Regions from separate parts of the Homo sapiens genome. Here all the other regions are linked to region 1. Evidence: chromatin contacts called from ENCODE Hi-C or POLR2A ChIA-PET data. All regions are on one chromosome and are shown on one strand. The core of a region is the stretch at or near the end of the contact, and the rest is flanking DNA. Distances in the headings are between cores, read along the strand shown. Region 1 holds the start of SLC25A53 (solute carrier family 25 member 53). Region 2 holds the start of PRPS1 (phosphoribosyl pyrophosphate synthetase 1). Region 3 overlaps TSC22D3 (TSC22 domain family member 3). Region 4 holds the start of TRMT2B (tRNA methyltransferase 2B).

Evidence for each region. Hi-C counts contacts between places; a loop is a spot of excess contacts on that map. ChIA-PET counts read pairs that join two places held with the same protein, here RNA polymerase II (POLR2A). Pooled maps may share reads with other maps.
Region 2: a pooled map shows a loop between it and region 1 (14-fold over the local background). The contact joins the promoter of PRPS1 here to the promoter of SLC25A53 in region 1. A Hi-C loop is called at or near these places in 7 of 50 pooled maps.
Region 3: a pooled map shows a loop between it and region 1 (5-fold over the local background). The contact joins the enhancer-like site here to the promoter of SLC25A53 in region 1. A Hi-C loop is called at or near these places in 1 of 37 single-sample maps with no recorded cell type and 3 of 50 pooled maps. POLR2A ChIA-PET finds 5 or more read pairs at or near these places in 1 of 52 experiments (OCI-LY7).
Region 4: a loop to region 1 is called in a pooled map, with 12 times the contacts of the local background. The contact joins the promoter of TRMT2B here to the promoter of SLC25A53 in region 1. A Hi-C loop is called at or near these places in 7 of 50 pooled maps.

What each region holds. Positions count from the first base shown.
Region 1 is chrX:104,155,074-104,161,559 of GRCh38, forward strand. It overlaps SLC25A53 (solute carrier family 25 member 53), which reads right to left and starts at 1,936. Exons shown (of 2, transcript NM_001012755.5): 1 at 1,805-1,936. It also overlaps a transcript of FAM199X not described here. RefSeq lists an enhancer at 1,710-2,009.
Region 2 is chrX:107,624,769-107,631,937 of GRCh38, forward strand. It overlaps PRPS1 (phosphoribosyl pyrophosphate synthetase 1), which reads left to right and starts at 3,742. Exons shown (of 7, transcript NM_002764.4): 1 at 3,742-3,982. The coding sequence starts at 3,861. RefSeq lists a silencer at 3,580-3,629.
Region 3 is chrX:107,706,385-107,713,795 of GRCh38, forward strand. TSC22D3 (TSC22 domain family member 3) reads right to left here. Exons shown (of 3, transcript NM_198057.3): 3 at 6,837-7,411. Among named protein-coding and RNA genes, the nearest start is that of TSC22D3, 66 kb to the right of the region's middle. Within about 2 kb of position 5,512, at least 26 of the 41 ENCODE cell types and tissues checked have a DNase peak (open chromatin) inside an H3K27ac peak, as active enhancers do; they include OCI-LY7, where a contact is called at or near this core.
Region 4 is chrX:101,047,640-101,054,167 of GRCh38, forward strand. It overlaps TRMT2B (tRNA methyltransferase 2B), which reads right to left and starts at 4,472. Exons shown (of 14, transcript NM_024917.6): 1 at 4,178-4,472; 2 at 3,612-4,094.

The DNA.
Region 1 (6,486 bases), core at 686-3,185:
TAAGTCCATTTTATTTCATATCTACTGTGTCTGAATTCAGACATGCCTGACGTTTAGGAGTGTGCCTAGCCTTCCCTAGGGGAGATATTCTTTTTTTTTTTTTGAGACAGAGTCTCACTCTGTTGCCCAGGCTGGAGTGCAGTGGCGCAATCTTGGCTCACTGCAACCTCTGCCTCCCGGGTTCTAAGAGATTCCAGGAGATATTCTTTCCAATTTATTGTCAGCTCCGTTTAGACCTATAGTTCTCCAAGTATGGCCCCATGTCCAGGAGTATCAGCATCTCCTGGGAACTAGTTAGAAATGTAAATTCGGGGGTCCACTCCTGACCAACTGTAGGGGCAACTCTGTGGATGGGACCTAGCAATCTTGGTTTTAAGAAACGCTCCATCTGATTCTGATTCACAGGAAAGTTTGAGAGCCACTGACTTAGACTGCTATACTGTTGTTTCTCTGGTAAACAAAGAGGCTTCTTTTCTTGTTCAGAGAAATATTGCTTAGGATTTCTGGTGGGTGCACAATTCCCTGCTGTGAACCGAGTTTGCTGGAAAACCAAGTAACTAGCACCTCCATCGTAGTCCTACCCAGAGCTTGCAGGCTTTGCACTCACGTAAGACTGATTCTTCCAGAGGCGCCTGGAAGTCCCATTGTGATGGGCAAATGCTCTTACCAGAAATAAACTAGTTGTGGGGACCGGGCGCGGTGGCTCATGCCTGTAATACCAGCACTTTGGGAGGCCGAGGCAGGCGGATCACTTGAGGTCAGGAGTTCGAGGCCAACCTGGCCAACATGGTAAAACCCCGTCTCTACTAAAAATATAAAAATATAAAAATTAGCCGGGAGTGGTGGTGGGTGCCTCTAATCCCAGCAACCCGGGAGGCTGAGGCAGGAGAATCACTTGAACCCGGCAGACGGAGGTTGCAGTGAGCGGAGATCACGCCACTGCATTCCAGCCTGGGCGACAGAAGTAGAGAGACTCCTTATCAAAAAAAAAAAAAAGAAAGAAAGAAAGAAAAAAAAAAAGAAATACACTAATTTTGGGCCTTAAATGCTACTCAGTTCTCCAGTTCACCTCAACAGGGAGGGAAGGTGCTTGGAGGAAAATTGCACTTCGTTTTTGCCCTGCTTATTTTGTCTTCAAAATATATGTTAAATCACCGCATCAAAGAGCCGTCCCAGATCTCAACTCCCAGATGAGTTCGGTGGCACCCAATAGATTTTCATAACACAGGATCTATCTCTGTCTCCTTGTATTGTAATAGCCTGTCTCCAAATGCAGATAGCAACCGGCAGGCTGTAAATGTCGAGGAAAAAGCCTAATTCCTTTCCTCATCCGGAGCCTCTAGTGCAGTACCCAGCACAGAGCAGGTACTTGGTATTTTGGTAAGGGAAATCAATCAACGCATCAATAGCAGAATCTGAAACCAGGGACCTAGATCTTTCCAATAAAATCATCCTGCTGAGATGTGACTCAGATGTACTGGTGCCCAGCAGACAACACGTTTTCGCCCTGATTTTATCCTCCATTCATCCGTCCGCCCCCTCCCCCATAGACCCCGCCTGTCCCCAGCTAAAAATAATGAGGGGATTCACACATCTCAGTGTCAACACACACAACACAGTTGACACGCCCCTTAATCCTACAGCTACGCCATCAATTCTCGCCGCCGGGTCCGTCCGCTTGTCAGTTTCCCCTACTCCTCATCCCCTCGCAACTTCTGATCCCCTATCACTTCCGTTCCCGTTTGCCTGCTAGGCTGGAAGCAGGATGTGTCTACGCCCTCAGCCCATAAGAAGTGCTACAAACCTCCGCCTCGCTCGCTGTCATGGCGGCGACCGACGGCCCCTTTCCTGTGGCCTCAGAAAGCAGCGACAGTCGCAGTCACCGGACCTTCGCCCATCCGCCGCCCTCACTTAAGCGACGCACAACGGAGCTCCCACAATCCTCTTTGCTTCCGCTCTCTTTATTTCCGCCTCCCCCGCCCCCGCCTCGACATTAACCGTTTCGCGACTACGTCAGTTGGCCGGTCTGTTTGGGAGAGCCAGGCGACTAATCTGGTATAGAGACCGAAAAACACAGGTAAAAAGACCTAAAAGACTTAGTCATCTATTGGAACATTTCCCCAGTTTGTTTGTAAGTTGGCTTGCAAGCTTATCAGTCATTCTCAAACAGGAGCTTAACTTACTTAGGTGAACAGTTCATGATGACGCCTTTAAGCTGCTAGACCAACCCAAACTCCGAATTTGCAGTTTCTGACCTTTCACCTTGAACCTGTGCCCTTTCTACCCTCTATTCTCCATCTCCTTTTGGTTCTTGTCTGACTCTTTAGCTGCATATGTAAAGAGCACAGACTTTGAAACCTGAGCTCCCGCGTTCGAATCCCCACTGTACCACTATCTAAACATGGCATCTTGGGCAAGTGATTCAAGCATGCTATTCCTTGGCTTTTTCATCTGTAGAATTGGTATAATAATAGTACTTACCTCCAGAGTTGCAGTAAAAATATTAAAATTTCACATGTGAGGAGCACCTAGAACATTGCCTATCATGAAGTTAAGCAGTATATTGAAATATAAATTATAATGATTGAATTTGATCTCACCTAAGACCTCTGGCTAATAAATAATAAATGATAATAATCATTTCACCTGGGATAGAGGGGATTGCCCTGTTCTCTCCAGGCTGAGGCTGTAATACCTGATTCTAGGGACTGCTGATATGGAAATTACTACCACTCTGGCTGGAGTCAGAAGAGTATATTAAAGAGTCTCTTTGTACTGTCCTAAAATAAGCAAAATCCAACGTTTGCAGTTCTATGGACCACGCACTATGATAAGTGCTTTAAACCCATTTTGTTGTTATTGCTTCATCCTCACAATAGCCCTTTGCTGGTTCTTAAGTGTATTACCCTTTCCTGTCCTCTTTGTCTGCTTAAAGCAGCTAAGAAAACTCAGATTAGTCAGATTGCATATAAATCAATAACTTGCCCACGGTCACAGAGCTAATAACAAATAGAGCCAAGACTTAAACTCAGATACATTCAGATGTGTCTTGGTATTTCTCAAATATCACTGAGAAAAAGGCCACCATAAATTCTTTTCAAGTGCTCTCTCTCCCCCAACTCCCCACCCCAAGAATTGCCTGAATGCCCATACAGAAAGACTAGGTTCTCTTCAGAAGCAGAAGGGCAGAACCCACTAAGGCAAAGATCTCTCCCTTGAAGGCTGGCAGCCAAGGAGGTGACTATAGTAGGAATTGGCATAACCAGCTCACTCATTGCCCTCCACTGTGCCACACAGGCCCCATTACTTCCTATAGTACTGAAGACCACTGGGGATAAAGGTACAGGGCCTTCACCTCATCCCACCGTTCTGTAAAGCTTGGATATTAGCAAAGATCTTGCTTATTTTAGGACAGTACAATGAGACTCTTTAATATACTCATCTGACTCCACCCAGAGTGGTAGTAGTAATTTCCATATCAGCAGTCCCTAGAGTCAGGAATTACTGCCTCAGCCTGGAGAGAACAAACCAATCCCCTCTGTCCCAGGTTAAAACAAAACAGGAATTCCCTCTGTTCCTTCAGAATGTACGGTACCCAGGATGTTGTTATTCTTGCTCCACACCTACCCACTCTCACTTCCCAACTTATCATCAGGCAGTCCACAATGGTTTTTTCAGGGGAAGGATTGGTGATGGTGAAGGGACTGAAGGAGAAGGTAAATCACCAGGTTTGCTGAAGGTAAATGAAGCACTGCCTTGTCCCTACCTCTGTACCTCTTTTGTAGCTCCCTGACCTTCTTTCTCATTTGGCATTTCAGAACCCATCACTCCACACCTAGGAAACCCTCTTGGGTTTGAATTGCAGACAAATCATCTTGTCTTTTATTTTTTCCCCCAACACCCAACGATAGCACACATGTCTGGGCTTGGCCAAATTTAAAAACAAAAATAACAGAGGTAGCACGGAAAGACTTTTTACTTAATTTTCTCCATTATTTCTAGCTGTCAAACTATTAGAAAGTGTCAGTGTAAGGGGTAGAGCTGTGAGAAGTCGAGTTTCAGAGGCGAGGAAAGAGAAAAATCCTGATGCAAAGCAAAAGTGTTGGCAGAGGAAAGACGAGCCAACAAGAGTGTCTCTAGGGCCGGTAGAAATAAACAAATGGTGGAGATTGGTGAGTGGGTTTCATACACAAAGAAACCTTTCCCTTTTAGCTCCTTTCACCCTACACACCATATCCCCATTCCAGAGACTTCATCTGCCTTAAATTCTCCTAACCAACCCAGTTCTTTCCTTGCTGGGCATCTTGCCCTAATGGCAGAATTCACCACCAGCTGCTACTGCTAAGCAAACTGGGTAGTTGAGGGGAGAGGATGTTCGTAAACCCAATGTTAGAAAGGGAGATGTGTTCCTAGCATCCTTAGTCGTACTCATAGCATATTTTTAGAAGCAATGCTCTACGTACATAATTTAAGTGTTCAGGTTCTGCAGTGCTTTCTTCAGTATGTTTCAGTTATTTGTTTCTTCAGAGCTGTTCTGGGGTCCTAACATATATATGACAGTGTTTCTATACCATAGTGTTTTACACAGCTGGTGACCAGTTCAGGCCCCCTTTACAAGGCAGATAGATCCATCCCCCAGCTGCTGTGGGTATTAGCTGATGAATACAGCTGCTTCCTTCTCTGCAGAATTGCACTCTGCAGAAGAGGTTCATTGCCTGGGAGATTTCTGTTTAATAACCCCAACCCCTACACACACAACCCTGCAGCCAAAAGCAATGACTAACTGATGATGAGAGTACAAGGGTACCTTGCCTCAAGGTTGACCAATTCTGTGGTGTAAATCCTACTCCAGAGCTCCTCCTGGGATTAGGCTAGAGCTTGTTTCCAGCGAGCTTAGGTTTTTTCCTCCAGCCATATCCTGCTTCTCTCACTCCGCTGCTGCTGAGAGCACTCGCTCTAAATCACTGGCCCAAGAATCATGCCCCACCTTAGGCTCTGCTTCTAGGGAACCCTAATACTCATCATGCTCAGCTCATGTTTGTCAGAGGATCATGTAAAGAAGTCCCTCTGTAGGCCCTCTGTTGTAGGCAGAGCCATCGTACCCATCTCTGGGGAAGTCAGGAGTGAGTTAAGATGTAACTGGATAAGACCTCTTAAGTCAAACTTGAACATCTGTCCTAACTCAGATTAAAATGAGATCTGGCCTATTCCTGAAATCTACTGTCTTGGTGACACCAGCAGACTACATTCTATCAAATTAGAAATGAAGATATATCTGTTTGTGCTTCATTGTGGAAAAATTATGTTTTTATTAAAAAGAGTTATGTGGCATTTGTTAAAATTTTAGTTAAGTCACAATTATTTTGTGATAGACACTGCTATAATAGCATGAATCTTAAATTTATCAGCTGTTGGTTGCTATATGTTTGTTGAGTGTAAACTCTGTGTTGTCAAAGATGATCAAAGAATGAGCCCAAGGTTAGATACCTGATAAGCATGCTCCGATTAGTCTAGAAGTGTTAAAAGAAAAAGAAACAACAACAGACCGGATTACCAGCTTGCAAATAATAAAAACATATCCTAATTTAATAATTCTTCTATGATTCAGAAGACATATTGGATCATCTTTACAAACTTCAATCATAATATTGTAAAAATGTACAAGTACTAGTTAAGAGTAATGTTCAGATTGAAAAAAATGTTCAGGTTGAAAATGACCAGATTGTTGAAATATATATTTGCAAGGATGAAAATTTCAAAACATCTAGCATCTCCTCCAAAGTATATATCCTATTATTTACATAGTAAATAATGTATAGTCACTGATTCTAATCTCACTTGACTAAATCCATTCCTCTAGCTACAATAAAAGAACCAAGATAATAATTTTCTTTAGGATTACCTATTTCTGAATATATTTTAATACATTCCTTTTGCTATGACCTCTTGTAATTGGTTCCTTTTATTATTTTTATTTACATGTATTATATATCATAATTTATTTTAATTCCTTTTTTGCTGTTTAGCAAAATATATGATCATCTTCCTCTCCAAAAAAATCAGATTATGGAGGGTCTTTTAAGTGGTTACTTTTGGTAACTAAAACAAACATTTTCTTAAGAAAATATCATTAAACCAAAAATTCATACTGATCTGAGAAATGTTGGTTGTTTCTGAAAAGCCCTTTCTACATTAGTCAAATAAATTACAATATTTGTAAGTCTCATGGAGTATTTTAGTTGTGTACAAGATTTTCATTAAAGCATAGGAAAGAATATCATAGCTACTTGCTTAACACACATATACATCAAAGAGGAGATATGACTTTCCTAACTTATCTGTAACAATGGCTAAACAAAGGTTTGGTAAGAGCAATTGAAGAATGGTGAATTACCCCATTCATTAAAATTTTTAAAGTACTTAAACATTAGACTGGATAGAATTTTACGGGGGAACAATATATCTTATGTTCTTTTTAAAAAGAAG
Region 2 (7,169 bases), core at 2,492-4,991, 3.5 Mb after region 1:
GAATACTTGTGGCTGGAGAGAGGATCTATAGTGGTCATAAAATTCTCAAAGGGGTCCATAATCTCTAAAAGGACCCCTTTTAATTTAATCTGAGATTTTAATTTAATTAATTTAATTTTAATTTAATCTGAGATTAGTGAATCTCAGATTCACAATGTCTTTATCATTCCTCTTCTTAAACCCTACAGCTACTGGCATAGTTAATGACATTACTAACTTGCTCTCCCAATCTGGTTTGCCTGCCTCCAATCTCTTCTCTATTCTTCACCCCACACAGAAAAGTTTACCTAAAGCACAGTTATGATCGTGTCATGCTCTTACTCCAGAACAGTCAATGGCTTCCTATTGCCTGCGGAATGAAGTCCCAATATGGTACTTGATATTCCAGCAAAACTAAACTATTTTCTCTTCTTCAAAACCTCTCTCTGCTTCCTCATCTTTTCTTCCTGCCTGGGAGATCCACCTCCTCTCAATCATTGCCTGTCAAAACCCTACTCATCAATCAAGGCCTAGTTCATGTGCTTCTACCTCCAAAAATATTTCCCAGGATACTCCATGCAGAGGTGATATCTTCTACCTCTGGACCTGCAGAGCATTTTGTTTGGGCCTTATGGGAGACTTCTAGTTGCATACCCAAAATTCATTCTCTCTTCTTTCTGGGAACAGGGCCACCTAACAAAACATTTCCTAGTCTTTCTTGCAGTTAGGTGCGAATTGTGACTGAGCTCTTGCCAAAGGGATGTGAGAGAAAGTGGGATGGATAAATTTCATCTCACTTGCTTAAAAGGAAATCCCTTGCCTAGACCTCTTCTCTGAGCTAGAATGTGGATGTGTCCATGACCTAGCATGGAGCAGAATCATCCCACTGGCTTAGACCAGCCAGCCTGTTATGCAAGAGAGAAATAATTTGTCTTACTAAAGCCGCTATATTTTAGAGTCTCCTTGTTACAGCAGCCTCCACATTATCCAAGCACAGGCTTCTCTATGGTAGCGTATTACATTGTCTGTGCTTTGTAATTATTTGTATAAATGTCTTATCAACTTTCTTTGGAAGTTAACTCCTAATCGGTCTTCCTGCTTCCTATCTTGCCTCCTACACTCTGTTCTCAGTAGCTGGGGTGATCTTTTTAAAAGGGAAGTTAGATTATGTCACTCTTTGCTAAAAATTCTTACTCAGTTAAAGCAAAAACCCCTAAAATAACCTATAAGGTTCTGCATGATCAGCACTCTCCCCACAATCCCTTTTTTTTTTTTTTTTTGGAGACAGGGTCTCTCTCTGTCACCCAGGCTGGAGGGCAGTGGCGCGATCTCGGCTTACTGCAATCTCTGCCTCCCAGGCTCAAGTGATCCTCTCATTTCAGCCTCCCCAGAAGCTGGGACTACAGGTGCTTGCCACCATGCCCAGCTAATTTTTGTATTTTTTGTAGAGATAAGGTTTTGCCATGTTGCCCAGGCTGGTCTGCAAATCCTGAGCTCGAGTGATCCGCCCGCCTCGGCCTCCCAAAGTACTGGGATTACAGACATGAGCCATCGTGCCCACCTGAGTCCCCCAATCACTGTTTTGTTTTGTTTTGTTTAGACAGAATCTCACTCTGTCGCCCAGGCTGGAGTGCAGTGGTGCGATCTCCGCTCACTGCTGCAACCTCTGCCTCCCAAGTTCAAGTGATTCTCTTGCCTCAGTGGGACTACAGGTGCCCACCACCACGCCTGGCTAATTTTTGTATTTTTTGTAGAGACGAGGTTTCGCCACGTTGCCCAGGCTGGTCTTGAACTCCTGAGCTCAAGTGATCCGCCCACCTCGGCCACCCTGAGTGCTGGGATTACAGGCGTGAGCTACCGTGCCTGGCCGGCCTCCAATCACTCTTATCTCATTGACCTCACTTTCCTCCTTTTCTCTTATAGATACATTCCACCTCCACCACACAACACTCGTCCCGCATTGGTATTCCTCAAACAAGCGAGATACATCTGCCTTAGGGTATTTGCCCTTTCTGTTCTCTTTGCTTATCGAGATATCAACATGGCTCATTTTTTTGTTTTTTTTTTCCTCCTTCAGGTCTTTGCCCAAATGTTACCTTCCAAGACAGGTCTTCTCTGACCACCCTACTTAAAATTGTACTCCTCTCCTCTACACTCTGGCACATTATCCCACTTTCCTTGCCTGATTTTTTTTTCCACAACACTTATTGCCATTTGACATACTATGCATTTTGCTTATTTACATGTTTATTGTTTGAGAATGTAAACTCCATGACAGCAGGGTATTTTTAATTGTTTACTAATGTATTCTTGTGCCAATACACAGGGCCTAGCACATAAAGAATGTTCACTAAATATTTATTGAATGAACGAATCCCTTGGGGCAAATACTTTGTAGTCCCCTCAACGCCTTGCACACTGCCTTGCATGCAATAGAACACTCAGTAAATATTTGATGAATGGCCTATGATGGAAGACTACTAATATTCTGCCTTGCAGTTTACTTCCTTCTCCAAGTATTCCTATATACATGGGCCTACATTAAATTTCTGAGCTTGTAAAAGTGCAAAAAAGGTCAGAAGGAGAAGTCCTCCATGGACACTGCTGAAAATAGCAGTAAGACAAAGACAGGATGCTGCTTTGAGTATTTTCTGCCTTTGCCACTTAGATAAATCCCTCTCCCACCTCCATCTCAGTTTTATCATATGTAAAACGACTATATGATCTCTGAGGTCCCTTCTATTTTTACATTTGGTAGTTATGAGCACTATGGTCACTTTTGATTCCAGAATTGTATGATTTTTATCTTCTCCTAACCCATGCTTAAAATATGCTTAATGGAAACATGGTGCAAGAATAAAGGCTCACTTAGGTCCAATTAACAAGTATCGCTATAAAAATAATAAAACATGGTGTAAAAGGCCACATTAGCAACATGTAGCTGATGACATTGAGGCTTACATGAGGCAGACAGGACTAAAACCCAGGTTTTTTCAAATCCCTTCAGGGCTCTTTATCTGAAGTCCCATAGAACACTATACTTTCTTTCCTTTCCGAGGGCTATAAAAGTTAGATCTTTATTGTCCAGATAGTTTGGAAAATCCATCTTCCTTCACTTGTTTCAACATACTTGGTTCCAGCACTAGAAACAAAACAACTTTCTCTTGCAGTGTCTCTTGGATGATTCAGGTGGCATGCCTTCAGTCACTTCCCCCATGTAAACTGTCTTGCAGGCAAAGGCGACACTGCAATTACAATGGGCAAGCAAACTCCTTGCATGCACGTCTGTGATGTAAAAGTGTTTTAATTCAGCCCCATCCTTATAAAGAGATAAAAAATGTGTTCAGAAACATGCAAACTCGTGGCTGTCATCCTGATAAACAGATTTTCTTAAAGGAAACTGTAAACCAGAGCCAGACTTACTTTCCTGCGCTGAGGGAGGGGAAATAAAAAAGCAGGCATGGTTGATTTCCCGCTAGCGGGAACGATCTGGCCTCAGACGTCACCAGCATCCCTCCACCCCCAGTCCAACGTCTCCTGTCCCCAACAGCCTAGCTACAGGGGGCCGGGCTATGGGTTAGTCTCGCCCCCGTTCATGCTCTTCACCCAATACCTGAGAGAATCGGAAGGAGGCAGAGCTACACCGAGGACCAAACCCCGCCCTTCGCTCCCTCTTAGCTAATCGTTGCCAGCGGGGTGTGGACTTCGCCGCTGACCCCACCTCCGCCGCTTTGGGTAATTTAGAGCCGCGCGCCGGGCGGGAATGTAAGATGGCGGAGTAGCAACGCAAAGCGCTTGGTATTGAGTCTGTGGCCGACTTCGGTTCCGGTCTCTGCAGCAGCCGTGATCGCTTAGTGGAGTGCTTAGGGTAGTTGGCCAGGATGCCGAATATCAAAATCTTCAGCGGCAGCTCCCACCAGGACTTATCTCAGAAAATTGCTGACCGCCTGGGCCTGGAGCTAGGCAAGGTGGTGACTAAGAAATTCAGCAACCAGGAGACCTGGTAAGGACCAAGTTGGGACCCTGACTAGACCTCACCTGCCCAGGCGGCAGAGTATAGGAGGGATGGGGTCGCCGCTTGAGCTCAAACAGACTGGGGGTTGGGGGGAGAGGGTGCAGCTCTGTGACTAGCCTACCCCACGGGCTGTTTCCGTTATTTTACCTCTCGCGGGAGGGTCACGTTCATTCTTACCGTGCGGTGGGGTGGAGTCAAAAGATGGAGTGTGAGGCGAAGCTTCTGCGTTTGAGGGCAAGGGCTGGGGGACCCAATAGATAGTGGCTGCATAGAGCGACGAGAGGGGACCGACGCTTAGCCAGGGCGGTAGGGACACGTGGCTTGGCTTTGCTGTTGAGCCACCCAGGCTGGACTGGGTTGCTTCAGCTCTTAGACTAGCTTGCATTTAGAGAGCCTACCTGCGTACTGAGCTCTCCTGGTCTTTCTTTTCCTAGAGTCCAATAAGCAGCTTTTTGATTCGAAATGGTGTTGGTCCGTTCGGCTTGGTGTTGAGGGAAACTGACATTATATACTGCAGGCGCCAAAATTATTACGACTTCCCTTAGATCAGCAAGCGTTGGCTTTTCTCATCTTATGAATCATCTACCTGAGTAATTGGAGCCATAAATCTAGTTGATTTGTTAAAGTGATGCGTTGACTCTGCATCCTTGATAGCCAGCATCTCAGCTTGAGCCATCCAAAAAATCTTGGAAATCTCAATTCTGGAATGTTTGACCTTCCCCAGTGCAGCTAGTGGTACAGATAATGCAAAAGCGTATTTTTCAGTAACCGAGTCCATCCTGGACTTGGCTCCTTCTTTAAGCTCTGTGTAGGGAATTTAGGAAACAATTTTATACCTGAATGTTAAAGATAATTGAGGACAGGCAATGTAGTGGAAGACTAGGATTGGACAGTGCATTGCAACTTGCGTTTTTTCCATTGCCTTGCCAGTAAAACTTGCTTCCTCGACTCCGACTTACACCCTCTACCGGCACCATGGGACTGTTTTAGAGATGACTTGGTTACCTGATTATTTCAGTGCCCCTTCCACCTAAGTGTGGGATCTTTAGTTTCTGATAGGTGTAATTTGTATTTTATTGTTACCCTATCGATTAAATCAGAGCCCTGCCCACAATCTTACAGATTTGTTAAGGGGAAAGTTTTCACCTAATAATCAGATAAGAATATTTCGAATATTTTTTCCTAAATGTTTTTGCTTACTTTTTTGCTTTCTTTGGACTGATTTCCAAGTTTAACTCGCCTTATCTCTTTTAGACCCAGCTGATAAAGTAATGTCACCGATAATGGACAGCTTCTTCCCGAATTATTGTGCTACTGATTGTGATGCAAATGATAGTGTAAACATTGCCATCTGTAACCAGGCAATACCTTAGTTAAAAGAGGCTTACAAACTGCTGTCTTTAGATTTTTCCAAACCATTATGGCTCATGGGCCTTAATAAAGAATACAAAACAGGACTAGACTTTGTGATTGGCAATATAGTTAGGGGACAAGAATGTTTTTCATTTAGAGGTTTTCTTTGGCCCCTGTGGATATTTAATCCTTTTCCTATGCGTCTAGGAAAAATGTGAAGGCATGAAAGCTTTATTTTCTCCTTGTGTTAATCCTTCTGCCCTCTGCATAATGCAGCACCCCAGAACCTGAGGCTATATTGGGAGAGGAGAGGGGGAGGACAACTTAGTTTTCTACTGATTGATTTCTATTAAGTCCAACATGGATAATTGCTGACTGGTTAGATTTTCTTGTTTCTGGCTTAATCATTAGCTTCTTGTTTCCTAGATATTCTGAAATCTTCATTGAACATAATCACATTTTTTTTTATGGAGTTCCCCCTATCTTTGTTTTTCCTATACTGAAGAAATGGTAACTGCTCCCTATAACTGCTCCCCCAGGTGACTCTTGGTTGATGCTCTCTTGAGCAGAGTAGCTTTTCTTCTAACATAAGGATCATCCTTGGCTGTCTGGTTATTTAGGAAACACACACACACACACACACACACACACACACACACGGAGGGGGTGGGTGTTAAAAGTGCTGAAATCAGAGAACTTGGATCTGAATCCTTAACCTTTCTTTGCCCCAATAATCTAATCTGTAAAGTAGTACCTACCCATACTGTTGTTATGAGGATTAAATGAGATAGAAGTAAAGTTCTTAGGATCTTGTCCAAAACATAATAAGTACAACAGTAAATGTTGACAAGAAGGGGTGGTGATAATATTGCAGAAAATGTGGAAAATTTAGAACACGGAAGGGAGAAGATATGCCTCTTAATTCTGCCACCTGACATAAATGTCACATTATCATTTCTGACCTCCCAGATATTTGTGTAAGATACACTTTTTCAAGAATGTTTAATACATTTATAGCTCTCTTCACTTAGCAATATATTTTGAACAGTTTCTCCCTTTAATATTTAGTATATATGATTTTCTTTTTTTATTATTAAAGATTTTAATTTATTTTTTAGAGATGAGGTCTCACTATGTTGCCCAGGCTGGAGTCCAATAGCTACTCACAGGCACAATCATAGCACACTGCATCCTCAAACTCGCGGGCTCAAGTGATCTGCCTGCCTCTGCCTCTCAAGTAGTTGAGAATACAGGCATGCACCACTGAGGTGGGCTAGTTCATGTAATTTTAAATAGCTATATAGTCTTACCTTATGGTTATGCCATAATTTTATATAACCAAATTCTTATTGGACATTTCCAGTTTTTGATCTAATGCTTTTATATGAAAATCCATGAACATAAATCTTTGACCATTTCTGATTATTTCCTTAGAATAAATCCCTAGGAAGGTAATTATTAAGTTAAAGGGTAGATACCATTTTTCAGGCTTTTGATACCTGTTGCCAAATTATTCCCCAGAAAAGTTGAACAAATCTGTCTCATCAGCAGTAATACAATATTAATAATATTTATTTATGTATTTATTTTTTGAGACGGAGTTTCACTCTTACTGCCCAGGAGTGCAGTGGTGCGATCTCAGCTCACTGCAACCTCCGCCACCCAGGTTCAAGCAGTTCTCCTGCCTCAGCCTCCCGAGTAGCTGGGATTACAGGCACGTGCCACCACGCCCAGCTAATATTTTGTATTTTTAGTAGAGACAGGGTTTCACCATGTTGGCCAGGCTGGTTTCAAACTCCTGACCTCAGGTGATCCCCCACAC
Region 3 (7,411 bases), core at 4,262-6,761, 3.6 Mb after region 1:
CTTTGCTCCTGCTCCTCCTCTTCTAGCTCTTGTCTTCCCCTACCCACCCACCTCCCAGTCATCTCTTTCTCTTTCCTTTCCTGCCCTCTCCATGTATCTGCATCAATCACAAGTCTTTCAAAGGCAAACCTATTATTTCTTCCTACCCATGGAATCCACCCACCTCCCTCCCATTCTAGTTTGGCACCCCAGAGCTTCTAAGTGTGTTGTCACAATGTGAGCAATCAGAAGTGGCTCCTGAAATGAAAAAGGGGGGAAGCCAGGTGCAGTGGCTCATGCCTATAATCCCAGCACTTTGGGAGACCAAGGCAGGTGGATCATCTGAGGTCAGGAGTTCAAGACCAGCTTGGCCAACATGGTGAAGCCCTGTCTCTACTAAAAATATAAAAATTAGCTGGGCGTGGTGGTGCAGGCCTGTAATCCCAGCTGTTGGGGAGGCTGAGGGAAGAGAACGGCTTGAACCTGGGAGGCAGAGGTTGCAGTGAGCTGAGATTGTGCCACTGCACTCCAGTCTGGGCGACAGAATGAGACTGTGTTACAAAGAAAGGAAGAAGGAAGGAAGGAAGGAAGGACAGAAAGGAAGGAAGGAAGGAAGGAAGGAAGGAAGGAAGGAAGGAAAGGAAGGAGCCGGGGGTGGTGGTTCATGCCTGTAATTCCAGCACTTTGGGAGGCCAAGGCGGACGGATCAGGAGGTCAGTTCGAGACCAGCCTGACCAACATGGTGAAACCCTGTCTCTACTAAAAATCCAAAAATTAGCCAGGCGTGGTGGTGCACGCCTGTAATCCTAGCTACTCAGGAGGCTGGGGCAGGAGAATCACTTGAACCTGGGAGGCAGAGGTTGCAGTGAGCCGATCGCGCCATGCACTCCAACCTAGGTTACAGAGCAAGACTCCGTCGAAAGAAGAAAGAAGAAAGGAAGGAAGGAAGGAAAGAAGGAAGGAAGGAAGGAAGGAAAAGAAGGGGAAATAAAAAGGGAAGAAATAAGGCTGTAGGTGATTCTCTTCCTCTCCAAAATTGCATGGAGTCTTGTGGGTGCTGGGCCACGTATCCATCTTTAAAAGTGGCTATTTCCTCAGCCTTCTTCAAACAGGGTAACTGGATAAGAGCTAGATATGAGGATGAGTAGAATTTGGGGGCTAGAAGCAGAGCTGAGGCCTAGAACAAAGAGGTAACATGTAGGAGTCTCACAGCCAGAGGACTCCTCCTGGCCCCAGTACCCACTAAGCACTTGACTTAGAAACGATCGTGTATAGCCACCTTGTTTTGCAGATTGGAAAACCGAGGTCTAGAGATGCCAATGACTTGTCCAAGGTCATGTAGTTTGCTAGCCAAAGACTAGGACTACAGCCCAGAACTCCTGACTGCCTTTTCCAGGAATACTTCTGCTCCCTCAGCCTTCCTCAAAGTGACTGTCAGTTTAATTTTATAAGATGGTGGGGCTTGTGGTAAGGACTCTGAAGAGAAAATGTCAAAAGAATAGACCAAATGATGGAAACAGGAGATTATCAAGCCTCAGCATTCTCTCCGACTTTCCCTAGCCCTTTTGCCACCTCCATAGCCTGCCTGTCTTCCTACTCCCTGGAACGTAAGGCTGCCCTGGGGACAGCCTCCCAGGGTTGGCTCTGGAGCTCCTGCTCGTCCTCCTCTGTAGCCACTTCTCTGGGGCATCTGTCCGCACACGTCTTCAGCTCCCATGACACACAGACATGCCCGCATCTCGAGCTCTAGCCCTCGACTTCACCTTCACATTTGTCTTTCTATAGGATATTTCCATATGTAAATATGCCTCGCTCAGCCAGAAATCAAAATTGGAATTCATCTTCCCTATGCAAAGCTACAGCCTTTTCCTACCCCCTGTTTCTTTCAGTGCTTCCATAGTCCACCAATCCTCCCGACTCAAAACTTCCATGTCACCAGAGGCTGGGGGAGAAGGAAATGGGGTTGGGGGGTGGTTAGTGTTTAATGGGTATACAGTGCCAGTTTGGGATGATGACAAAGTTCTTGAGAAGGATGGTGGTGATGGTTACACAACAATGTGACCATAATTAATGGCATTGGACTGTACATTTGTAATGGGTGAAAATGGTAAATTCTATGTTATGTCTATTTCACCACAATTAAAAAAAACAAAAACAAAAACCCAAACCCAAAACTCATGTCATCCTTGACTTGTGGCTACCTTGCTGTCTTCTCCCCAGCTTACTTTGCCACCAAGTAATTCTGATTTTTCACCTAGTGGAGATTCCTCAAACTTTCCCATACTCCAGCACCAAGAGGGATTTGTTAAGAGTTATCAATTCCCCAGTCCTACTCGGCTCTTTGGTGTAGGGGTGGAGCATGGAATCCACATTTTAAACTTCCCAACAAACCTGATGTGGGTGGACTGCAGACTGCACTTGGAGAAATAAATACTGCCTCTCAGTGTCTTTTGGCTTTGTCCCTTCCTCTTCCTTCTACTACCCCTATCCCTGCCCCAGCTGGCCCTCATCACCTCACACCTGGATTACAGCAACAGCTGGCCCATCACTAGCCTTTCCCTATTCCAGCCTCTCCAGCTGCCAGGACCCATCTTCTACAAATATCTTTTGCATCACATCACTTCCCTGCTCAGAAGCCTACCATGGCTCCCTGAGACCTCTTAGATTCTATCTAAAGTCACTTGGCTGGGAGCCAGCCAAGTGAGCCTCCCACCCTCCCGCTTACCTTCTTCTCTGTTCACTGCCACCCCTCCCGTGCTCATTAGTCATTTATTTTCCTTGTGTTAGTCCCTCTGCTAGTTTGGGGTGGTCTTTCTTCTATTTCCCCCTTCCCACCATGAGCCCTGGAACACTTCTGGTTACGTTGGAGGAATTATGAAAACTGTTCAGATTCTCTATCCTGCTTCTCAGTGCATTAATCTTGCCTCCCCCCAATGTGGGCTTTGCCATTCACCAGCTGTATGACTTTGGGCAAGTTGCTTAACCTCTCTGTGCCGTAGTGTTTTCATGTTCTCATGTGTAGAATGGTGATCTCAATAGGGCATACCTCATATGTCTGTGGACAGGATTAAGAGTCAACAGATGTAAAAAGTCTTATGACGGTTTCTAGCGTAAAGTAAGTGCCATGTAAGTGTTAGCTATTATTAGTAATTAGTATGATCACCTCCTCTTTCAGCCAGCTCATCTCTGGAAACCATGTCTGCTTGGAATACCTAACTGATCGAGTTCTCTGTTAAACCTTGCCTGATCTTGTGGAGGCGGTTAAGTATTAAGTGTTTGGGTTTCAACAAGCTCCTGTACATGAGATAACCTGAGGAACTGGGCCGTCTACAAAGCTGTAATTATGTCCATTAATTTCTAACCAACTAGGAGGAGAGGTGCTGAGAGTTGAAAGCAAGATTTTCCAGCATAAATAGGATTGATGATGTGGATGATGTGAGGGCAACTTTGCAATAATTTTATCATTTTTTTTTTTAAGACGGAGTTTCGCTCTTGTTGCCCAGGTTGGAGTGCAATGGTGTGATCTTGACTCACTGCAACCTCCGCCTCCTGGGTTCAAGCAATTCTCCTGCCTCAGCCTCCCGAGTAGCTGGGATTACAGGCATGCGCCACCACACTCAGCTAATTTTGTATTTTTAGTAGAGATAGGGTTTCACCATGTTGGCCAGGCTGGTCTCGAACTCCTGACCTCAGGTGATCTGCCCGCCTTGGCCTCCCAAAGTGCTGGGATTGCAGGCGTGAGCCACTGCACCCAGCCAACTTCACAATACCTTAAAGGACAGTGGATCATGCACCTTTTTTCCTATGGTCTTTCTGGAGTCCTTCTGCTGATACTCCAGGTCCCAGAGGCCCTGCCCCTGGCTTCCTTGTCGGAGCCCTCCTGGAACACCCTCCTCTGTGGCCATCCCCAGCTTGAAAGCCTCACACTTTGTGTCCCAAGCAGTCCTTGTCTGGAAATAACCCATCACCCACATTTCTGTTCTAGTCTACTTTTTCTTTAAATTGACAGACACAACTAAAATTGTATGCATTTGTGATGTTTTGAAATATATACACATTGTGGAATGGCTCAATCTAGCTAATTAATATATGCATTGTTGTTTTAGCTTTCAAATCCATGTCTTTGATTTTGTAGTGAATATAATTAATTCCTTTAAGGCCCACTGAATTCACAGCCAGTGTTTGTAATTATGTGTCCTGCCGCCCCCCCCCCGGCCCCGCCCACCCGAGTCTCTCTTTCTCTCTCAATGAATACCAAAAGTTCAAGTACTATAGAGTTGGGGGAGGTTTGAGAATATTTTTGACATAAAAAAAGGGCCCTTATTGTCACTAAGGTTGGGAACCACTGCCCCATGGGACATGTGGGAGCCATGGGAGTAGCACTAAGTTCTCTGGCTCTCAGTTTTCTCGTCTGTCAAATGGAGGTAAATCATAACTGCCTCTTTTTCTAAGGGCAGGAAACAGAATGTTTTGTACTCGGAAGCGGGGCCAGGGAGCAGTGCTCTTGTGATCCTTGCTGCTATGCTGGGAAGCCTCCATGAGGATGAGATGAGAGAATAGATGGGAGGGCACATGCAGAGGTGGCAAAAGCAGGCAGGGGATGCATACTCCTTCAAGCCTCATTATTATTTTCCTCGTTCTGGGTCCAGCTGGACCAGCTGAGCCCAGAAGCCTAAAACCCATGGAAGTCTTTCCAGGAGCAACGTGTTCTTTTGCCTTCCTCCACCCTTAGTCACTTTTCTGTGGAGAAACAACAACAGAAAGCAGCTCCTGTATGTGACTAAGAAACATCTACAAACTTCCTCTTATCTAGCCTAGTAACTGCTGTGGCCTCAGAAGTTGCAGTGTTTGTCTCTGTTTAGTCAGCGTTGCCTAGGAAACAAAGTTGTTCTCTCTTTACCACTATGTGACTGTGGGGCCAGTTTTTTCCCCTTTCTTGTAGAGAAAGGCTTGATGACCAGAGAGGTTTGGGGCGTTGTTGGGCTATTTTCTAGGTTTCCTTTTTTCATCTGCTTTTTCTCATTCAGCTGCAAGTCTGGCATGGGAAGTCTACAGAAGATGAACCAAATAGCCACAAAGTCTCTGAGCTAATTTTGAAAGGTGGGGATTTGGGAGTAAGTGGGGACTGGGAGAGCTGGTCAGGGTGAGGAATGGCTGCCAGGGGGCTTTGAATGCACTCGTTTGAAGTTTGTATCTGTACCAGCAGCTGTGGAATCTGCATGCCATGAACCAGTTGGCAGGTATAGACAATGAACCTGGCATTATGAATAGCAAGGTTGGGAGCAGGTGGGGAAATTGGGATTTGAGAGGCCAGCAAGCAGGAGTTTGCAATGTTCTGAAGGGTTTTGGTGATTAGAAAAGAACAGGTCAGCTGGGTGCAGTGGCGCATGCCTATAATCCCTGCACTCTGGAGGGCCAAGGAGGCAGGTTGCTTGAGTCCAGGAGCTCGAGACCAGCCTGGGCAACATGGCGAAACCTCCATCTCTACTAAAAATACAAAAAAATATATATATTCAGGAGTGGTGGTGCACACCTGTAGCCCCAGCTACTCAGGAGGCTGAGGTGAGGATCATCTGAGCCCAGGGAGTTGAGACTGCAGTGAGCTTTGATGGCCCCACTGCATTCCAGCCTGGGCAACAAGAGTGAGACCCTGTCTCAAAAAAAAAAACCAAAAAAAAAAACCCAAAATGTCAACATGTATGACCTTTACAGAGGAAGAAGCATGTCATTTTGATTACATTTAGGCAGTGGTTGATGTAAGGGGCGGGGGGCAAGATATCTTGGTCACCCTGAGGTTTGTGGCTCAGGAAAATCAAGGAGTTCTGTTTCCCCAATTTCAAGTGGGAAAAGGATAGGTATATATGCTACCAGAAGCTGAGATGGAATGGAGTCACTTGAAGAGAGGTGATCGTTTCCCTTGGGAACATAGTGGGCTTAGAACACAGCTCAGGGTCCAGAGGAAGTTCAGGTTAGGGCGTGGTAAAGGAGACACTAAGCACTCATCAACAACCAATCAGAGAAATGCTAGGTCTCTGGATGCTGGGGACATGGAGCTGGGAAAGGGTGATGGGTGATAATGAACCCCAAAGAGAGGTGGAGGAAGGAATCTGGAGCCAGGAGCCTTAGACTTGGCCCTACCCACGTGGTTGGTGGGTTTGGTGAGAGAACTTTCAGCAGTGTCCCTGAGAACTTTCAGCAGGGACTGAGGATATCTTTCCTTGGCTGGAAGTAAGGGGAAGAGCAAAGGAAAGGGGGGTGGTTTTGCTACCTCATACATTCTCCCTCCTTCTCTTACTAGAGCCTTCTTAGCTCCTTTGCCAAGTCAAGTGTCACATGTGGATTGGTATTAAGGAGAATGCATTAAGTGAGCCCAGTGATGTTTTCAGAAGACAGAAGAGGCCCACGCCTGTTGATTTGGTTCCGCTCTTCTCGCTCCCTCCTATGTATACCCTGCCTGTTTCTTTTGGGCCTTCCTCGGGGTATCTTTCCTCCCAAATCACCCCCTCAAGCTACAGTTGTGTGTTATGAGTCACCTTGCCACTCACTCCGAAGCTCTCATATGAAAGCGGAGCAGGAGAGGGAGGAAGGATCTGGGCTTGAGTCCTAATTCCCGTAATAGCCATGTGACTTTGGGCAAGTCACTTAAACTCGCTGAGTCTCAGTTTCTTTATCCAGACAGTGAGGGCAAACAGCATGTCCTTCATATGAGTATTGTGCAGATGACACGAGATCACGGCTGCAGCATAGGCCTGGCACTGACAGGGTGCTCAAGGGATATTCAGGGGGTCAGCAAAACAGCCCCTACTGGGTGAGGGGCCTCTCCCACCCAGTCCATTTATACTCAGTCAGACACCAAGTTTATTTTTAGAAAAACAGAGCAAAGTTTATTGAAATTTCAAGCTACATTTGGAAAATCAAAATCCAAATCCTGGAACCATACATCAGGATAAGGTGTCAAAAAGTGGAAAGTGTTCACTCTCACAAAACCCGCTACAGACAAGCTTTCTGGGCACACCTCCCAGGCTCCATTGGATCAAAGCCATCCCCTTGTTCATCCCTCATCCACAGTAGGACACCATCCTTCTGTTCACTTGAAAGTTTTCCACAATAATTACAAAACAAAACAAAAAACGTTTTCAAATGACACTGTGAAGCCCAAACTGATCTTCTCTCAACCCCATTCTATGTAGTCAGCACCAGTGAATGGTGGGTTTGGCATTCAAAACAGGACTTCACGTTTCAGTGGACAGCTGGGGAAAGGGTTGCAGCAGCAAGGCATCCGTGGCCGCATTCAGAGGCTGGCCCCCCTCCTTGCCTTTACTCTCGAGTCTTACTTAACCTAAAAGACAAACTGGGTCAACTTGGTAAATGAACACAGTCAAAGACTTAGCCATAAGAGGTAAGGGACCAGTCAATACTCCCAAGGCTGGTT
Region 4 (6,528 bases), core at 3,222-5,721, 3.1 Mb before region 1:
TAGCCAACATGGTGAAACCCCGTCTCTACTAAAAATACTAAAATTAGCCGGGCATGGTGGCAGGCACCTGTAATCCCACTACTCGGGAGGCTGAGGCAAGAGAACTGCTTGAACCTGGGAGGCAGAGATTGCAGTAGGCCAAGATTGCAACAGAGCAGAACTGGGCGACAGAGCGAGACTCCATCTTAAAAAAAAAAAACAGAGATGGGGTCTCGCTATGTTTTCCAGGCTGGTCTCAAACTCCTGGACTCAACCAATCCTCCTGTCTCGGCCTCCCAAAGTGCTGGAATTATAGGCATGAGCCACCATGCCCAGCCATAAGCACCTATTTTAAGTACTTGGGACACTTGAATGGACTTGGCCTGACATTCTGTTAACCTGCTGTGAAATTTGTATTTTGCCCTTAAGCTCTACCTTGGATTTCATCCCAATGTTAAGTCATAGCCTAATTCAGAATTTTACATTTATACACATACACACACACACACACACACACACACACACACACACACAGAGAAAATTATTGCTAAATTAACATTCCATGATCAATAAGCAACATGGAGGATGACGACATAGGTGCTGCAATATTTAGCCCATACACCATTTTGTATGATTACAAAGTACTAAAGAAAGTGACTGTCATAGCATGTGACATTTGGGGGATTTCAAATTTTTTACAGAATATACACTTAAGCTGGCCCAGAGTTCAGGTGTTAATGATAGCACTCTCCACTCAACACCCACCCCCATCAAGAAGCAACAAGACAGTACAGTTAAGAACACAGGCTTTGAAGCCATGTTCTTTGTTACCAAAAAAAAAAAAACAGTCTTACTTTGTCGCCCAGGCTGGAGTGCAGTGGCACATTCTTGGCTCACCGCAACCTCCGCTGCCTGTGTCAAGCCATTCTCCTGCCTCAGCCTCCCGCGTAGCTGGGATTACAGGCACCCCCCATTGCACCCAACTAATTTTTGTATTTTTAGTAGAGACGGGGGTCTCATCATGTTGGCCACCCTGGTCTCGAACTCCTGACCTCAAGTGATCCACCTGCCTCAGCATCCCAAAGTGTTGGCATTACAGGCATGAGCCACCACATTCGGCTGGAGCCATGTTCTAATCCCAGCTCTACTTCTCACTAGCTATGCGGTTTTAGGTAAGATATTAATACTTAAGTGCTATGAATCTCAGTGTCACCATCTATACAAATAGGACTGAGAACACCTATCTTTCACAGTTTTGGTGAGAATTAAAAGCATTCAAATATATGACATGTTCAGGACTGTGCTTAAGACAGCCAGTGCTCAACATGTGTCACTGCTCTTTCTTAGGCTCTGATTCAAAGCATATCACTTGGTTTCTTCATGCCTCAACATCTCCAACCTGCAAAACTGACAAGATGTAACAATGCATGCAAGTGCTGTGAGGATGAGTACAGTTTGTGGGAAATTTAAAAAACAACATACACACACATAGACACATAAATTTTCTGACCCTCTACATGAGTGCCTGCTGGAGTGTAGTGAGGTTATGGCCTGTGCTGGACTACCTGTTAATACTCTCAAAAGTGTGTGGCAGCCGGGTGCAGTGGCTTACAACTGTAACTCCCAGCACTTTGGGAGACCAAGGCAGGAGGATTGCTTAAGGCCAAGAGTTTGAGACCAGTCTGGGCAACATAGCGAGATCCGGTCTCTACAAAAAGTTTTAAAAATTAGCCAGGTGTGGTGGCACACACCTGTAGTCCTAGCTACTTAGGAGGCTGAGACAGAAGGATCACAAGTCCAGCAGTTGAAGGCTGCAGTGAGCTATGATTGTGCCATTGCATTCCAGCCCGGGAGGGAGACCCTGTCTCCAAAAAAAAAAAAAAAAAAAAAAAAAGCCAGGCGGGGTGGCTCAGGCCTGTAATCTCAGCACTTTGGGAGGCCAAGGAGGGTGGATCACTTGAGGTTAGGAGTTCGAGACCAGCCTGGCCAACACGGTGAAACCCTGTCTACCAAAAATATACAAAATTAGCTGGGTGTGGTGGCGCACGCCTATAATCCCAGCTACTCAGCAGGCTGAGGCAGGAGAATTGCTTGAACCCGGGCAGAGGTTAAAGTGAACCGAGATCATACCACTGCACTCCAGCCTGGGCAAGAGACTCCTTCTCAAAAAAAAAAAAAAAAGTGTGTGGCCTGTGAGAATGTACGTATTCGATATGGAGGATGGCAAAAGCCAGAGAAAGGAAATGAATGAAGAGGCAAGAGACATAAAGAATGACATGGTGGGTCTGAGAAGGCCAGTGGCCTTGAAGCCCAGACTACAGGGGAAGGGAGTAGAGCTGATCCAGGAGAGGGGTCCTGTCCCTCCAGTCAGCAGGAAAGTCAGGAGGAAGGAAACTGCAGGCCCATTTGAGGATTTGCAGAGGAGGGACAAGGAAGCTGGGGAATTTGAAGATAGCTATTCCCACCCCAACGACATTTAGACTTTTTTGTGAGTGTGTGGGTCCTCTCACTGGTGACTCTGCCATGACTGTAGTTCATTTGCCCTATACCCCAGCAGGAGGGTCCTTGTCCATCTAGGTCTCTTCCAAATTATCAAGTATGGTTTAAAACAGGACCTTATTATTTCAAGGTGCCAACCAGCCATCATTCTAGGTAAAGAGCCTGTCATATTTAGTAACTTCTGTGGTGAAATTTCTTTTTCAAGGCAGCACACTCATACTAGTCAAGGTGAGTTCTGTTTCTTTCTTAATGTCAGGGGAGACATTTGTTCACAGAAGAGACTATTTTCTTTTTATATTTTGTCCTGTTTTAAATAAGTGCTTGGGGCCAGGTGCGGTGGCTCACGCCTGCAATCCCAGCACTTTGGGAGGCCGAGGCTGACAGGTCACCTGAGCTCAGGAGTTTGAGACCAACCTGACCAACATGGAGAAACCCTGTCTATACTAAAAGTACAAAATTAGCCGGGTGTGGTGGCGCACGCCTGTAATCCCAGCTACTCGGGAGGCTGAGGCAGGAGAATCGCTTGAACCTGGGAGGCAGAGGTTGCGGTGAGGCGAGATCACACCATTGCACTCCAGCCTGGGCAACAAGAGTGAAACTCTGTCTCAAAAATAAAAATAAAAAATAAAAAATAAATGCTTGGGGGCCAGGCTCGGTGGCTCTCGCTTGTAATCCCAGCACTTTGGGAGGCCGAGGCAGCCGGATCACAAGGTCAGGAGTTCGAGAGCAGCCTGACCAACAGAGTGAAACCCAGTCTCTACTAAAAATACAAAAATTAGCTGGGCGTGGTGGCAGGCGCCTGTAATCCTAGCTACTCCAGAGGCTGAGGCAGGAGAATCACTTGAACCCGGGAGGCGGAGGTTGCAGTGAGCCGAGATCGCACCACTGCACTCCAGCCTGGGTGACAAAGCTAGACTCCGTCTCAAACAAATAAAAAATAAAAATGCTTGGGAGTTTTTTCCTCAGCAAAAAAAAAAAAAAGCGTGTGAGCAGTCGTGCTCGACTGTTCTATACCTGCCTCAGGAATTGATCAGGAAGAGTCCTGGAGTCCAGAGTAGCCCAAATAGGAAGGCAGGCTAACTCTCCTGTGCTCAGAGAGGTTCAAATCAAAGAGACTATGTGGTAGGTCTCACCTGCGCAGGGCCAAGGATCCCTTTTGGAGCAAAATGTTCACCCACCGACAAGGGTCCTGCTTGCACTCTCTGCTCACCCTTCCTTCAGCTGGACCGGCTCCAGACACTATTCCTTGCTAAACCAAACAAGCAAATGGGTTGACTGCTGTGTCGTGTCCCGAATGCAGCCCACAGGCAGTCAGGTCCTTGTCTCCCCAACAAGACTCCACTAGCCCTTCCATTCCCTTCTTCTTTAGGCAAGTTCTGCCCACTGTGTCTGTAGGAAGGGTTAACAAAGAGGAGACACTAGGAAAGGCTACCACTAAACTTGGCCGGTCTGCAGGGCCCGGGAAGGACAGAAAGTAAGGGAGTGGGAGGAGTTAGGGCACAGGCCCACGCTGGGCCGTACACGACCTTGCGCAGTCACCGTCGGGTCCCGTCTCCAGCCCCGCCTGCCTCCTCCATTCCCCGCCCCGCGGACAGTTTGGCATAGTAGGGAGTTTTCTGTAAAGCAAGGGTTAAATCAGGTTTTCCGGGCTATTTATCCACCTTACCTTCCTTCGTAACCAATAAATCCTCTTACAAACCTGAGGCGGCAAACTAAAAGGCCAGCGGATGGCCTGGTTTGCTGCGGCGGGGAAACAGTCACTTCCTGGTGCGCAAGGCGCCTCTACTCCCGCCGCACGCGCAGCCAACCCTTGGCAAGCGCGGCGGGACACGGGGCTCCTCCCAGCGTCGGCGAGGCAGCAGGCTCCGGCACCTCGACTCCTCTCGGGGAGTACCCCTCCCTACTTTGCTGGGGGAACCTTCTATGGAGACCTTCCTTAAAAGCACTCATAGCCCTGACACCCGCCGCCTTCCTTCTCTAAGTTCTCCTCTCCTCCCCTCCCCGGGGCCCCGCCCACCACCTGCTCTTTCCTCACCGTCCCATTGGTGGATCTACATAAGAGACTCACGAAGACGTTCACACTGCAGTGTTAACTGCGTTAGCCATCCCAGGGGTGCTTGCAGTTTAAGTCTTCCAACTCAAGGAATAGTTTTCTCATGATAGAATTGCAGACATCAGATCCCTAACGGGTTGGAAGATTGGGAGATGAGAAACAGGGTGGTTCCGTGAAATGGCATCCTTTGGTAAAAGCCAGATCTATTCTGGGCCGTGGGGTTTCTCAAGCATTCATTCTCTTTTAACACTGCATCAGAAAAATACTTTATAGTTTCTTCACTGGATCCCACTCAAGACTATTAAATCCTAAACCCTCAGAAATAATCTTTTTCTTCAACTACAGAACTCAAAAAGAGGACAGATGTCTCTTTTTGGTTGATTCACTACCTCCTGGACTACATTCAGTAATACCTCTAATTTTTAGAGGAGTCATTAGCCCAGCCACGAGTAAGAAAACTTGAAGTATACACACATCTGTGTGCTGTAAAATATTGTTGCTTTAATAGAGTAAAATTTACAGCAAAGTGAACCTACCGAGGTGGGTGCAGTGGCTCACGCCTGTAATCCCAGCAGTTTGGGAGGCCGAGGCGGAAGGATCACCTGAGGTCAGGGGTTCGAGACCAGCCTGACCAACATGGTGAAACCCCATCTCTACTAAAAATACAAAAATTAGCTAGGCGTGGTGGCGCACGCCTGTAATCCCAGCTGCTCAGGAGGCTGAGGCAGGAGAGTCACTCGAACCCAGGTGGTGGAGGTTGCAGTGAGCTGAGATCATGCCATTGCATTCCAGCCTGGGCAAAAAGAGTGAAACTCCGTTTCAAAAAAAAAAAATAGTGAACGTACATTTAATGATATTTAATTTTTATGCTTAATAGTAATTGTGCTCAAGTGGAAAACACTTTGTAGTCAACATTTCATGTATTAATATTTATTCAAAGCATAACATGCCTATTATGTGCAAGGCAATGTGTTAGCCTTAGTGAGTACAGTAGTAAATTAAACAAGGCCCAATACTTCAAATAGCAGCAAACATTGAGTCAGTCAGAATAGGATTCAAAGCCCAGATCTGCCACTTATTTTCTATTTTTCTGTTTTTTGAGACAGAGTTTTGCTCTTGTTGCCCAGGCTAGAGTGCAATGGTGTGATCTCGGCTCACCGCAACCTCCGCCTCCCAGGTTCAAGCGATTCTCCTGCCTCAGCCTCCCGAGTAGCTGGGATTACAGGAGTGCACCATCACGCCCAGCTAATTTTTGTATTTTTAGTAGAGATGGAGTTTCACCACGTCGGTCAGGCTGGTCTCGATCTCCTGACCTCAGGTGATCCGCCTGCCTCGGCCTCCCAAAGTGCTGGGATTACAGGCATAAGCCACCACCCCCAGCAGATCTGCCACTGATAAGCTGTGTCCACTGAGCAAGTTATTTAATTACTCAGTGCTTCAGTTTCATCATCTGAAAAAAAATGTCCACAATAATTTTACCTACCTCATACGGTTGTGACAACGATTAAATGAGTTAATACACACAAAGTGCTTAGAATACAGTAAGTACACAAAGTTAGCTATTATCATTCAAAATAAGTTGATATACTGTGTGTTCATACATTCTGAAGAAAATAAAAATATTTTACCCCAAAATAAATGTATTTGCCATATGTTTGAAATGGCTGCCTCAGGACCAGAGGACTGAGATGGGGGAAATTTGCATCTGTAGAGAACCTCCTTGAATACAGCCAAGCTTCCCATTTCTATGCCTTACCTGGATCCAGGAGAGATTGAGAGTCTGACATCTTTAAAAGTTTGAAAAGAAGCATTTACCAGCTATTCTTTCGGAAGGAGGCTTCCTCTACATGACAAGGCCACCTTCACAAACCAAGTCTCTTCCTTTCTTCCATAACCTATCTTGCCACTAAAACCTGTTTTTGTATATACTCTGAGTTCGTCCACATTCTTTCTGTAATTTCTTACTTTTTTTTTTTGAGGTGGAGTCTCGCTCTGTC